Regions from separate parts of the Homo sapiens genome. Here region 2 is linked to region 1. Evidence: chromatin contacts called from ENCODE Hi-C or POLR2A ChIA-PET data. All regions are on one chromosome and are shown on one strand. The core of a region is the stretch at or near the end of the contact, and the rest is flanking DNA. Distances in the headings are between cores, read along the strand shown. Region 1 holds the start of AKR1B15 (aldo-keto reductase family 1 member B15). Region 2 overlaps CALD1 (caldesmon 1).

Region 1 (6,874 bases), core at 1,937-4,436:
CCCCGCCTCAATAATATCTGGTGAATAAATAGATAGATGGAATGGATGGAACAATGGATGGACGAATGGATGGGTGGAGGGACGGAGGCATGGATGGATGGTTGGAAACATGGAAAGAAGGAAGGATGGATAGAAAGACAAATGGAAGGAGGGATGGGTGGAAGGATACATGGATTGGGGATGGATGAATGATGGATGGATGGATGGATGGATGGATGGATGAATGATGGATGGATGGATGGATGGATGGATGTGTGGGATATGATGAGGTTTCTCTTCAGATAACCTGATCAATCTTTTATTCTTTAATTCATAGTAATCCCTCCACCTTTTTTCCTTTTTCTCCTTTTTTCTCTTTTTTCCTTTGTTACATGCCCAGGCATGCCACAGTACCAGGTGGTATCTGTACCTGCTCACATTCCTTTCCTTATTTGGAAAGAGGACTAACTTTTTAGCTCATTACAGACACCCCTTCCCCTTTATTCTCTGCCTTTTTTACGTGCCCACCTTATCTAAAAAAAATCCAATGTTTAGCCAACCAGGATTAGTTTAGATTGTACGACCTGACCCTGGCCAATGGAGAAAGGGTACAGGGGCAGTACTTGTGTCAGGAGTAAAGGCTCTCGTGCCCCTTTTTCAGGTGTGCTCTCATGGCGACTGGACAAGGAGGCACCTCTCTGCGCAGAAGTAAAATTGCTTTGCTAAGAATCCTTTGTTCAAGTGTTCAATTTCCTTAAGATTTTGAGCGTTATTCCTAACAGTTCTGGAGCCCAACTTTGGGGCTCGAATCTTCTCCTTTGGGAAGGGGGCCTTCGGTCACCCCACCCGGAGGGGACGCATCCTACTGTCTAGTTACCGTGCCCCTAGGTTGAGGGAGATCAGGGCCCCCCCCCCGCTTTGTGACAAATAAGTCTGGATCTCAGCAAAGCGGGGAGGAGAAGCTTGCAAGACCGCAACAATAAGAGGACCAGGAAATTCTTGTGCATGGAATAAGGTAGGAGACTTGGCGAAGGTGACAAAGTATTTCCCAGGTGGTTGGGATAAGCTGGAGGCTGACAGTGTATGAATGGGACTTAGTATGGTGGTTATGTGGAGTGAGTGAGTCTTCTCTATGGCCTCATGCTGCCATCTGTCAACTAGAGTCAGGAACAGACAGAGTAGACAAAGAGGAAGGGGGAGGGTAGAAATCCAAACAGGTTGGGTTGGAGCCTTTCCCCAAAGCCTCAGTAAGCCTCCAGGAAGGGGGAGGGTAGAAATCTCACAGGAGGGGTTGGGCCTCCTCCCCATAATCCCTAAGATGGGGAACGTTTCAAGTAAGACAGGAAAACTAAAGAGTCTAGAGAGTGATGAATTTCCTTCTGATAGCCCCTTGGGGCTTATGCTAAAGTATTGAAAAAATAATAAGAGAACCAAGTATAAACAAAAACAGCAGATGATAGAATATTGTTGTTTTATTTAAGTTCGAGAACCCATCCTTAAGCCCTCACTTTTCTGGCCAAAATTTAAGTCTAATGAAGAGCGAATTTGTCAGCTGTTAATCAAATATGTTAACAGTAAGAGCCCTGTGTCCCAGGAAAAATCGATTACGCCCTCTGCTGGCGGCAGGGACCAGTTCTCCTTTACCCTTTAGACTCTGGAGGGAGAAAATCAGAAACCAACCTTTCTAAAAAGGAAAGAGTTCCCATGCCTAGACAACCCATACCTACCAAGACATGGGATCCTCTAAATCACCTTCCTTCCTTCAGCGCCCCCAATCCTGCCCCTTTGGTTCCCCTCTCAGGTCCCTCCGGCTGTGGTTTCAGGTTACTCCCCAGCTGTTTCAGGCCACGCCCCAGCCTGTGCTGTCCCTTCAGCTGAGGTTTCAAGTTACTCCCCAGCCGCTTCAGGCCACAACCCACCAAGTTAAAACTATATTAAATCAAAACGCAAGGAGGGAGATTACCAACTCAAAAATTTTAAAATATGAGGCTATCTTTCTGGGAAAAAGGTGATTTAATATTAAGTACTAATAATTCACTTTATTCAGCAGGCTCTTTAACGGGGGATCCAAACGTAAAACGAGAGAGCACGCGTGTTTAAATCGAATTAATTACCATACGAAAGTTCAACCAGACTTAGGAAAAACTCCCTTCAAGACAGGGTGGCACTTATTCATAGATGGAACCTCCCAGGTGATTAAAAGAAAGAGACATAATAGGTATTCAGTGATTAATGGAAAGACTGTTAAAAAAGTAAAATCAGGAAGGGGGTCTAATAATTGGTCTGTCCAAGGGTGTGAACTGTTTGCACTCAGCCAAGCTTTAGGACATTTACAAAACCAAGAAAATCTATCTATACTGACTCTAAGTATCCCTCTGGGGAGGCACACACATTTGGGAAAATTTGGATGGAGAGGGCTCTTATCAATAGTAGAGGCCAAGATTTAGTTCATAGAGAACTGATGCTCGTGTCCTCAACAATCTCCAATTGCCAGAAGAGATAGCTATTGTACATGTCCCAGGGCACCAAAACGACTCGCCTTTCACAAGTCCAGGAAATAATCTTGCAGATCAAATTGTGATACCCTATCTTGTTTTATCCTGATTGACTCTTTCTTAGCTGAGAGAGTCAATAGCTTGGGAGACTCAATTGAGAGTCAATATCGAGAGAGTCAATAGCTGAGAGAGTCTTAGCTTGGTTTCTTCGCTTGCAGCCCCTTGTCCCCCTCCTTAAGGACATAACTGGTGCAAGCTGACTCCAAGCACATCCAAGAATGCGCTTATTGATAAGATACTGAGGCAAGCTGTACCAGCAGCTCCTGGGAGCACACTTGGTTGGTGGTATCCAAAGCCCCTGCTTTTATCACTTTGGGATACTTTAAGCCCCTGCACCTGGAACTGTTTATTTTCCTGTAACTGTTTCTGTAACCATTTATCTTTTAATTTTTTCCTGTTCTGCTTCTGTAAAAAATTGCTTCAGCTAGACTCCCCCTCCCCTCTTTAGGCCAAGGTATAAAAAGAACTCTAGCCTCTTCTTCCGGACCGAGAGAATTTCAAGCTCTAGCTCTTTCTCAGTCGCCAGCAATAAAGGACTCCTGAATTAGTCTCAGAGTGTGGCATTCTCTCTATGACTTGCTCGGTTACGACATTTGGAAGCCCCAGAGAGATTCGCCACCGGGTGAAGACCTGACTCATTCCGGGCTTCCCCAGACAGACAGCTGGCTTACAGGGCCACCTGAAGACGTTCCAGGGCTCCACAGGCCACTGTCTTCTGGAGGGGAACGGATCGACTGCCGGTGCGCCCAGCCAAATTCAACTCCTGAGTCCTCAGTCTCTAGTCCCGGGAAGGTAAGTCAGATCTGACTCTGTCTCTCTGGGAGGGAAACGGCCCTGACGAAGGTCCTCCCTCAGACTCTGTCCATGCTCCAGGACACTGGAGGACAGAGTCCTGGTTTCTGTCAGGATTCTCTGTTAAGTCTAGTCTCTCTCTCTCTCTATCTCTTCTCCCTCTCTCATTCAGGTCTCCGGGAGATCTCTGTTTTAGAATGGGTATAAAAATTGTAATAAACTCTGAGTGAGTGAGTGAGTGAGTGAATGTGGAGTTCAAGGGCTTGCGCTTGAATTTCCAGTTTGTAGCTCCAGGGTGAAAGCTAGGGAATTCGAGAAGGCCCTCACCTGTGGTTCCGTGGTGACCTCATAAGGCTTAGGGCGGCATCAGGCATAGCTCGATCCAAGCCAGGGGTTTATACCAGCCTGCCAATGCCAAGAGGAGCCTAAGTCCCCGAAAGGGGAGCAGCCAGGAGGGCATCTGACTGATCCCATCACGGGACCCCCTCCCCTTGTCTGTCTATAAAAATTGCCATGCTTGTTTATATACCCCAGTGCCTATTGTCCTGTTTAGTGTCTGTCTAAATTTCATATGTCGGATCGTCGATACTGCCCAAAATGACTGGGCAAGGACTTCTTCAAGGTCCTTAGTACAGATTTTCTATCCCAGGAGGTCAAATTCCTCATTAGTCGGTTGGGCTGGCCATCCCAGTCCTGCCTTTCCTGTCAGAAACAAATTAGGTGTTGTTATGGGGAAGGGTGTGGAAGACATTCACCCGTTTAGGATTTCTGGCACCATAAAGATTGCTGGCGTTTGGATTGCCATACCCCACGCCCCAACGACTGGTCCACCTTCTCCTTAGACCAGTGGTGGATCCAAAATAGCCACCCTGCTGACCTCCTTACTCACCTTTTCTGTCATCCCATAACTTTTCCCATGCCCTTAAATAAGGCACTGTGCAGAGAAACCTACACCCATACTGCTCTACTCTGTCTGGACTCTTATTTTACCTCTTTTGGCTACTCTCCAACCTTTAGGGAAATCCAAGTGGCCCCTTTCCTCCTCATCCCCATCCCTTACCCTGCACATCTCATTTTCCTGTGTTGCAGCAAGTCCAGCGTCTCTAAGACTTGGCTGTGTTCTCCCTCCTTAAACCCGTGAAGGAAAGGACCGAGTTTGAACATTTTGCTTTCGAGTCGTGGAGACACCAAAGTTATTTGGGATATAAGTCAAGAAGGGGGGGTCACCTAAGTCCCACTGGCTGAGGATCCCTTGGACCCACCTCTTATCCTCTCCATAGATCTCGAAGCTTGAGGAGACAGACCTTATGTGGCAAGAAATATTGGCTATAGTTGTTTTCCTACTTCTTCTAGCTATAATACTTCTGTTCTTCTGATACCATAGCCTCCCAGGCCGTGAATATCTTTGTCCATGCTGGGTTTAATATTTTTGTTCAAACCTTGTTAATTGCCTCCAGAATAGTAAACTCTTCTTCCCGGCCCCATAAAGATTGGAGTCCTCTCCAGTGTATGTTGCAGAATTTCTCTCTAGGCTTCTCAGATGATTACGGGGTCCGCCTTAAAAAAGGCAAACTCTGGACACTCTGCGAAGTAGAATGGCCAAAGTTTGGAACTGGGTGGCCCCCAGACGGGTCACTACACTTCACAGCTGTTCAGGCTGTGTGGTGGGTCGTTGTTGGAACTCCCGGTCACCCCGATCAGTTTCCCTACATTGATCAATGGCTAGATTTAGTCCAGAGCTCTCCTTCATGGCTCCACTCGTGATAAAACTCTGTAGCCATTCGTGATCCTACCTCCAAGGTCCTTTTTAGCCAGACCTCACTTTTGCCTCCACCCTCAGCTCCCTCGATTCCTCCTGTACTGCCTCCTTCTGAAGAAGAGGAAAGTTTTCTTCACCCATTTCCACCACCCTATAACCCTCCTCCTCCCCCAGAATCTTCCCTTGTCTCCTCAACTACATCCTCTGTGGCCTCTCTGCCTATATCCTCCCAATTATGGCCTCAGCCGGAGGAGGTGGCCCCGCTCCTCCCACTGACAGAGGCCCAAATCCCTTTGGGCAGTGGGCGTTGTGCTCCATTTTTAGTTTATGTCCCCTTCTCTACTTCTGACCTGTACAACTGGAAGGCTCATAATCCCCCCTTTTCTGAAAAGCCCCAGGTCTTAACCTCACTGATGGAGTCTGTGCTCCAGACTCACCGGCCCACCTGGGATGAGTGTCAGCAACTCCTTTCATCCCTTTTCACCTCTGAAGAGAGGGACCATATCTGAAGAGAAGCCAGAAAGTATTTCCTTACATCAGCCAGCTTTTAGAGATAGCCCAGAGAGTTTTCGACAATCGAGAATTTGAAAAGCAAAAACAGGTAGCTCAGGCAGCTGAAAGGGCTGCAGACAAAGCATCAAAAAGACAGGCAAAAAGCTTAGTGGCTGCCATCCAAGAAGCCAAAAAGGAAGGGCCCCCATCACAGAGCACTGACCAGGGGACCCCGAGTCCCCACCAGGAAGGCCAGAAACGTGAGAGGACTCCCCTATAAAGAAACCAATGTGCTTCTTGCAAGCAGATTGGACACTGGAGAAAGGAATGCCCATTAAAGCCAGAGGAGAAACCAGAAAAGAAAAAGGTCCTCACCCTGCCCCGCAGCAGAGGAATCTGATGATTGACGGGGCCAGGGCTCTTTGTCACTTGGCCCCGGGAACCCATGGTGACCACCACAGTGGGGGGCCAGCCTGTACGCTTCCTAATTGACACCGGGGTGGAACACTCAGTACTCCAGACACCCTTAGGCAGTGTCTAATAAAAAGGTTGCTGAGTAAAGGGCTACTGGAGCTATTCAGGAATATCCTGTCACCCACTCACGAGAGGTGAGTTTAGGACAGAAAAGAGTAACCCACTTGTTCCTCGTGGTCCCAGAGTGCCCCTTCTCCCTCCTCGGATGAGACCTGCTTCATAAGCTACAGGCGTCCATCTCCTTCTCGGCCCAACAAACTCACCTCATGTTAGGGGACACAATGCCCCCTACTGCTCAGCTCCTGCTAACCACCCTTCGGTCAGAGGAATATCTCTTAGTTTCACCCTCACAACTGCCGGAGAATAAAAGTAATCCTCTCCTACTGGCTTTACAGACTCTGTTTCCTCATACCTCCCAGGACTGGCAAACCACCATCTGCCAGCTGTTGTAGAACTCCTGGCCACCACCCTGCCGGTCCAGGTCAAACAATATCCTATGATTCTGTGGGCTATAGAGGGAATTAATCCTCATATTCAGCAACTATTACAAGCTGGTATACTCACACCATGTGAGATCGCCTGGAATATTCCATTTTTGCCGGTCCAGAAACCCGGAACAAATGATTACCAGCCTGTACAGGACTTGCAGGAAGGTAACAAGCAGACAGTCACTGTCCATCCAACTGTCTCTAACCCTTATACTTTACTCAGCCTGCTCCCACCAGAACATATGGTGTACACTGTCCTTGACTTCAAGGATGCTTTTTTTTGCTATTCCTCTGGCCCCAAAAGTCAACCTATCTTTGCTTTTGAACAGACATAT
Region 2 (7,180 bases), core at 2,550-5,049, 380 kb after region 1:
AACATACCCCAGTTGAAGGCTTTTATTTCATTTCACAATCTAGCATTTGTTTAATTTAATAAGTATGGTGTGCTATATCTTAAAAATAAGTATGGTCTATTTTTTCTGTTTAATTCTTTCTTTAAATTTCAATAGTTTTGGGGGAACAGGTGGGGTTTTGGTTACACAGATAAGTTCTTTAATGGTGATTTCTGATATTTTGGTGCACTCGTCACCCGAGCAGTACACACCACGCCCAATGCGCAGTATTTTCCCCCTCACACCCTCCTACCTTTCTCCCCGAGTCCCCAGTGTCCATTATATCACTTTTCTACCTTTGCATCCTCATAGCTTAGCTCCCACTTGTAAGTGAGAACATTTGATATTTGGTTTTCCATTCCTGAGTTACTTCACTTCAAATAATGGTCTCCAACTCCATCCAGGTTGCGGTGAATTCCATTATTGTGTTCCTTTTTATGGCTGAATAGTATTCCATGGTGTGTGTATATATACGTGTGTGTGTGTGTGTGTGTGTGTGTATATATATATATATATATATATACACCACATTTTCTTTACCCACTGCTTGGTTGATGGGCATTTAAGCTGCTTCCATATTTTTGCAATTGCAAATTGTGCTTCTATAAACATGCGTGTACCAGTATATTTTGCATATAATGACTTCTTTTCCCCTGGGTAGATACCCAGTAGTGGGACTGCTGGATCAAATGTTAGTTCTACTTTTAGTTCTTTAAGGAATCTATACTGTTTTCTGGTAGGTTATATCTTTAAATAAGGAAAAGTATTTACATTTATTCTGTAGGGTGTTGCTATCTGTTTTGAACTGAAGATATGTTAGTTTAGTAGAGTCCTCCATGGCTACCATTAATAGGTAACACGTGAATTTTTAAAGTGGGCATGAATTGCAGATGTCTTCTTTTTTCTAATATACAGCCTGAATCAATAGTCTCTGATCATTATAATATTCAACAAGATACAGAATTCCGCTTAATTTAATGTGATTATTCAAACACACTTAATGAGTTTGCTATTACGTATTTTCTCACTCGGGCCCTGGTTGAAATCAGGGAACTTGAGAATGCCTAATAGGTTCAACTTCTTCAAAGAGGGCTTTTGCAGCAGAAATAAGGTCACATGGTTCATTATGCTAATGGTTAGTATATGTCATTTATATTGTCATTTATGTGCCCCAAGGTCTAAAAAAGATGAGGATATTTGAGGAGGAAAATGGAGAAAATAATTTTAATTTAAAACCATGGACTGATTATAATGGTTACACTATATAAGATCTCACATGTGGTTTTGGTTTTAGTTTGTTTTGTTTAATTCAGTCTATTTAGAAAATTCTAAAGGGAATGGGTCCTGGCCTCCTTAACCCAAGTTTGAGAGGCTGTATTAGAAGGTTTCAGAAAGCAGTCTTGAAAATGTTGGCCGGTAGCACAATATTGTTTACCCTTTCCCTCAATAAGTAGCTTCTAATTGGGGAGTAGGTATAGCAAAGGGGAAATAGGTATAATTTCTAGGGTTCACTAATTGACTTTGACTCCCAATTTGACCTTTCACTAACTGTATTTCTTCAGTTAAATGGAAATAAAAATTATACCTTTCTCCAAAAAATGCTGCTAAACTTAAACTATGTAACAATACATGTAAAATGCAGTGTCTTACACATAGTAAGCACTCAATAAATTTTCACTGTTACCAGATTCTTAACACGGGAGGGCAACGTAGTCATTCACTGCCTTTTCCATTTTCAAGCTGAGAGAGAAATAATAGAAAGAGTTTTAAAAATGGCATTTTGATGCCTTTCCTGAATCTTGTTATTAATGAGTGGTCAACAGGAGCTTTAAAAATTACTGGTGATCTGTAGTTTTCTTGCTTTTAAAATCTTGCTTTTCCTTGTGCTTCTCTTCGGATATTTGGCTGTTATTCATTATTTCATGCTATTAATTGAAATCAAATTCTTTTTTTTTTTAGAAAATCATATTGAGGTCTGAGAATGTGTGATTTATCTCTGACATATTAGTTAGCCACAAGAAGAATAAGTCTTCTTGGGGCTAAACAACTCTAACTGGCATTTGATATCTACTGATAATTGTGGTCATGATTTATAAATAGGCAAAGAAATGTTCAATACAGTTTGTTGGTTTCTTAGCATAAGAGTACTTTAATCTGGCTAGCACTTTGGAATTTTGGTGCCTTTTAAAAATTATTAGAATTCAATTGATCCAAATGGCCCCTCTATAGACTTCCCCTTAAATTATAAATTTTTTGCATTTGTAGGGACATTTAATCCTTATATGTCTAATTTCATGGAGGCAATATCCTGAAGCAAAAGTAAAGGCCAAGAAAGTTTTAAAGCTAGTTTTTACTCTGCCATTTTCATTGTTAAATATGAAATGTGTTTTTTCCAAAATTAAGTGAATTTGAACGTTGAAAGGGCCAAGTTTGGTCTGAACTATGAAATTTGATGGAGTTTCTAAACATTGCAAGACAAATTCTTCCAACTCTGGTCACAGTTCTGGTATCACATGACTGGTTGTTTCCTGCAAATAGAAACCAACACCCTGGCTTGGACAGTGTCCAGCATCCTGCAGTAGTGAGGGAGGTGATGGACAACAGTTTAACTTTTGGAGATTTTCTTTCCTTTTTAAAATAAATGTCAAATTTAACTGCCCTTTTTCCACTGTAGAAAAGATGGACAAGAAACCCTTTATTCATGGAAATCTTGACAAAGAAGGTAGATTGTGTATACATTAGTTAGGGTAACGCTGGCTGCTATAACGATTAGTGCCCCCAAATTTTAAGTTTAGTGCAGTAACACTTACCATTATGCATATTTCTGTCTAGTTGGTAGAACCAGCCACCTGTCTTCTTTTCTCTTGTGACTCTCAATCCCTAGGGCTTGGTGCTCCCTGATCTACCAACAGACAGAGATAGAGAAGACAGGGAGTGCACCTCTGTTTGTTCATTGCCTTGGTTGGACACTTCTGTTTACATTTCATTGGCAGTTATTGGTCACATGGCCCGCCTAGGTGCAAAGAAGGGAGAGGGTGCAAATTTAATCCTTGAGTGGTGATCACTCCCCCCAACTATGGAAGGAGGAGCAGGAATTGTAAGGGACACTTAGATGTCTCTTCCATTGGGGTCACTGGCGTGAGTGTGGAATCTCAACACTGTAATGTACATTTTCTTCCTCTCAAAGTACCTTGGGAGCCTCCAATCCAGATCAGGAATTCTAGATGACTTGATGACATGGGAGAATACTACATGACATGGAAGGAATTCACTTATTATTTCAGTTTGATCCTTAAGTTTGAATTCCCCAAGAAGCAAGTCCAGAAACAACGATTTGACTGCAAGTCGTTTATTTGTAAGGTGATGCTAGGAAACACTGGTGGAGGTGTGGGAAGGTAAGACAGAAAAGGGAAGGCCACCAAATAAACGTTGCATGACCAAGCACATCACCACTGTGGGTATCTGGAGCTTCACTCCACTGGGAAACTCTGAGATCCAGTGTGGAATACACACCTCGGAGTTATCCCACTCAAAAAGTGAGGGGTGCTGAGGTATCTAAACACTCAGGCTATCAATTTTTGTTTGAAAACTGCTCCCAGGGGACATTAATACCGAAAGCACTTCTGGCATGTTGAGTAGACTCCAGTCCCCAGAGAAAGGCTTGCAAATGCTGTCAGCTGAAAGCCAGGCAGGCGTGTACTAAAATGGTAACGTACTGGGGATATGGGCAAGCTTGGCACTACTGGCATCTGCTGTAGTCCTGGGTAGCACAGGCTGTATGAATGCTGCTGACTGATGAATGAGCAAGCTGTCTTTGGTGTTGTTCTTTCTGTTGTACAGTGTGCCTGACGAGGAGGCCAAGACAACCACCACAAACACTCAAGTGGAAGGGGATGATGAGGCCGCATTCCTGGAGCGCCTGGCTCGGCGTGAGGAAAGACGCCAAAAACGCCTTCAGGAGGCTCTGGAGCGGCAGAAGGAGTTCGACCCAACAATAACAGATGCAAGTCTGTCGCTCCCAAGCAGAAGAATGCAAAATGACACAGCAGAAAATGAAACTACCGAGAAGGAAGAAAAAAGTGAAAGTCGCCAAGAAAGATACGAGATAGAGGAAACAGAAACAGTCACCAAGTCCTACCAGAAGAATGATTGGAGGGATGCTGAAGAAAACAAGAAAGAAGACAAGGAAAAGGAGGAGGAGGAAGAGGAGAAGCCAAAGCGAGGGAGCATTGGAGAAAATCAGGTAGAGGTGATGGTGGAAGAGAAAACAACTGAAAGCCAGGAGGAAACAGTGGTAATGTCATTAAAAAATGGGCAGATCAGTTCAGAAGAGCCTAAACAAGAGGAGGAGAGGGAACAAGGTTCAGATGAGATTTCCCATCATGAAAAGATGGAAGAGGAAGACAAGGAAAGAGCTGAGGCAGAGAGGGCAAGGTTGGAAGCAGAAGAAAGAGAAAGAATTAAAGCCGAGCAAGACAAAAAGATAGCAGATGAACGAGCAAGAATTGAAGCAGAAGAAAAAGCAGCTGCCCAAGAAAGAGAAAGGAGAGAGGCAGAAGAGAGGGAAAGGATGAGGGAGGAAGAGAAAAGGGCAGCAGAGGAGAGGCAGAGGATAAAGGAGGAAGAGAAAAGGGCAGCAGAGGAGAGGCAGAGGATAAAGGAGGAAGAGAAAAGGGCAGCAGAGGAGAGGCAGAGGATAAAAGAGGAAGAGAAAAGGGCAGCAGAGGAGAGGCAAAGGGCCAGGGCAGAGGAGGAAGAGAAGGCTAAGGTAGAAGAGCAGAAACGTAACAAGCAGCTAGAAGAGAAAAAACATGCCATGCAAGAGACAAAGATAAAAGGGGAAAAGGTAGAACAGAAAATAGAAGGGAAATGGGTAAATGAAAAGAAAGCACAAGAAGATAAACTTCAGACAGCTGTCCTAAAGAAACAGGTACAGTAAACATTTTGCACCAAATGTGTGATGCCTGTGACTTGTGAGAAATGTAATGCACATCTGATTTGGGACTGAGGCCACATGCATATAGCTCACATGCTTGATCATTTGGCAAGCTGTTCATTTTTTCAGGCCATAGCGATACACAAGCATGCAGCAATTGATTGATGGCTGAATATTCAATCAACCAAATTTACTGGGACAGCCAGTAAATTTGGCTGTCCAGAAGACAGAGAGAAATTAATTGCTCTGTGCTTGATTGTTATGAATACCCAAAAAAAGAATTAATCCAAAGATGATAAATGTGGTGGTGGTGTGTTGGCTTCTGATTCTGTGCTTGCATCTAAACTCGTTCTTTTAATTATCTTTCCTCTATCCATAGGTCTGCATGAGGCAAGAGGCCCATAACTCCTTACCTCACTCATGGGTTTGACGTTGAATTAAAAAAATGATAAAAGCTGGGGTGGGAAAGAGACATGAAGAATAATGGTCAGACATTTCATCTTAAGAAGGCAAAAACAGGCTGGGTACAGTGGCTCACACCTGTAATCCCAGCACTTTGGGAGGCTGAGGTGGGTGGATCACAAGGTCAGGAGATCGAGACCATCCTGGCCAACATGGTGAAACCCCATCTCTACTAAAAATACAAAATTAGCTGGGTGTACCGGCACATGTCTGTAATCCCAGCTACTCAGGAGGCTGAGGCAGGAGAATCACTTGAACCTGGGAGGCAGAGGTTGCAATGAGCTGAGATTGTGCCACTGCACTCCACTGGGCAACAGGGAGAGACTCCATCTCAACAACAAAAACAACAACAACAACAAAAAGGCAAAAACAAACCCCTGGAAATTAACTGGTAATAAAGAGGGGGAAAGGAACTGGTTGGAAACTTTCCTTAAAAAAAAAAGTCAAAACCCTGATTTGCCAACATGTAGACCTCAGCTTAATGTAGACTTGCAGAAAGCCATTAATTTAGGGTAGTATTGATTTATATTTGACTGGTAATTAAGAGCATACATGCTGCTTCTTTATTATCTGGGTGACACAAATTCATGTGGCCTGAGGAAGGGTGGAAATAGTAGGGGGGAAATGTTTGTAAGCTTTGAGAAAGATTTTTTTTCTGTCTGCAAGACTGCATTGAAAGCACTGTACCTAATCACCACCACACCACCACCACCACTCCTAAAAAAAGAAAAAAAGAGATGCTTTCACATTCACCTTTCCAGAGCAAATTCTCTGTCACTAAGCCTGCATTGCACTGAAGGTATCTTTAACTCCTGCTTCTGTACAAGAGGCTCATGAACACAGCTAAAATTGAGACCATGAGCAAAGTGCACCAAACCACACACGAGGTTTGTAAACACACGAGGAGTGCCACATCATGCTAGATTTCAGTGAGCGCAATGGCAGGCACACGAGAAGATGTTGGGGTGGGAAGAAAATATCCCACCTTGCTGTTTAGAACCACTGTGCTGTGAGCGCTGAGACGGCAGAAGAGAAGCCATCCCACGCAGCACTTGCAAGGCGATCCGAGCACCCTGTCACTCTTGTAAACTAGAAAGGGCTTCTTTTACTTGTGTGACCTTACCATTCTTGAAAATAAAAAGGGAGAAGAGAAGGGAACTAAAGTGCAAGCTAAAAGAGAAAAGCTCCAAGAAGACAAGCCTACCTTCAAAAAAGAAGAGGTAAATATGATTGAAAAGTAATGATCGTAAAGCAACAGAAAAAGCAGTCAGTGTTCCAAGATATCTCAGGTCTGATGATCTCAAAATTGTAACCTCATATCCAGTGTATTTCAAGCCATGACTCACAGTCCACTGAATAGTGAGATCAGCTTAGAGTGTCTCAAAATTAATTAAATGTATCAGTCAGCATTTTTTAAAAAATGAAATGGATAGAAGCCATCAGAGGGCATTGTAGGTAGTAAGTATTGCATTGTCAGGTAAATTGTCTTTTTTTCTGTGGGACGTCATCAAAAAGGCTTGAAAAACACTGCTGGAATCAATTTATCCTGTTTTCTATTCTTCTGAATGCTAATTTTTTTTCCTTGAGCCATTCTACTTTCATTTCAATCATGAAATATTTCCAACTGGCCTTGATTAATGCTTTAACTTTTCAAAGGAAAAACACCCACACACATCTCAGTAGAAAATATGGTGAACTGAAGATGATATTTGGTTTTCAAAAGAAAAGTTTGGCCAAATGTTCTGCATTGCATTTCTGAGGCAC

What was found. Hi-C counts contacts between places; a loop is a spot of excess contacts on that map. ChIA-PET counts read pairs that join two places held with the same protein, here RNA polymerase II (POLR2A). Pooled maps may share reads with other maps.
Region 2: a pooled map shows a loop between it and region 1 (2.0-fold over the local background). The contact joins the enhancer-like site here to the promoter of AKR1B15 in region 1. A Hi-C loop is called at or near these places in 1 of 37 single-sample maps with no recorded cell type and 2 of 50 pooled maps. POLR2A ChIA-PET finds 5 or more read pairs at or near these places in 2 of 52 experiments (BJ and GM10248).

The regions. Positions count from the first base shown.
Region 1 is chr7:134,545,924-134,552,797 of GRCh38, forward strand. AKR1B15 (aldo-keto reductase family 1 member B15) reads left to right here and starts at 3,187. Exons shown (of 12, transcript NM_001080538.3): 1 at 3,187-3,326. It overlaps LOC105375520 (a long non-coding RNA gene), which reads right to left. Exons shown (of 3, transcript XR_928005.3): 3 at 1,434-6,693. RefSeq lists an enhancer at 3,198-3,257.
Region 2 is chr7:134,929,130-134,936,309 of GRCh38, forward strand. It overlaps CALD1 (caldesmon 1), which reads left to right. Exons shown (of 15, transcript NM_033138.4): 5 at 3,859-4,948; 6 at 6,559-6,636. Among named protein-coding and RNA genes, the nearest start is that of AGBL3, 54 kb to the right of the region's middle. Within about 2 kb of position 3,800, at least 10 of the 41 ENCODE cell types and tissues checked have a DNase peak (open chromatin) inside an H3K27ac peak, as active enhancers do.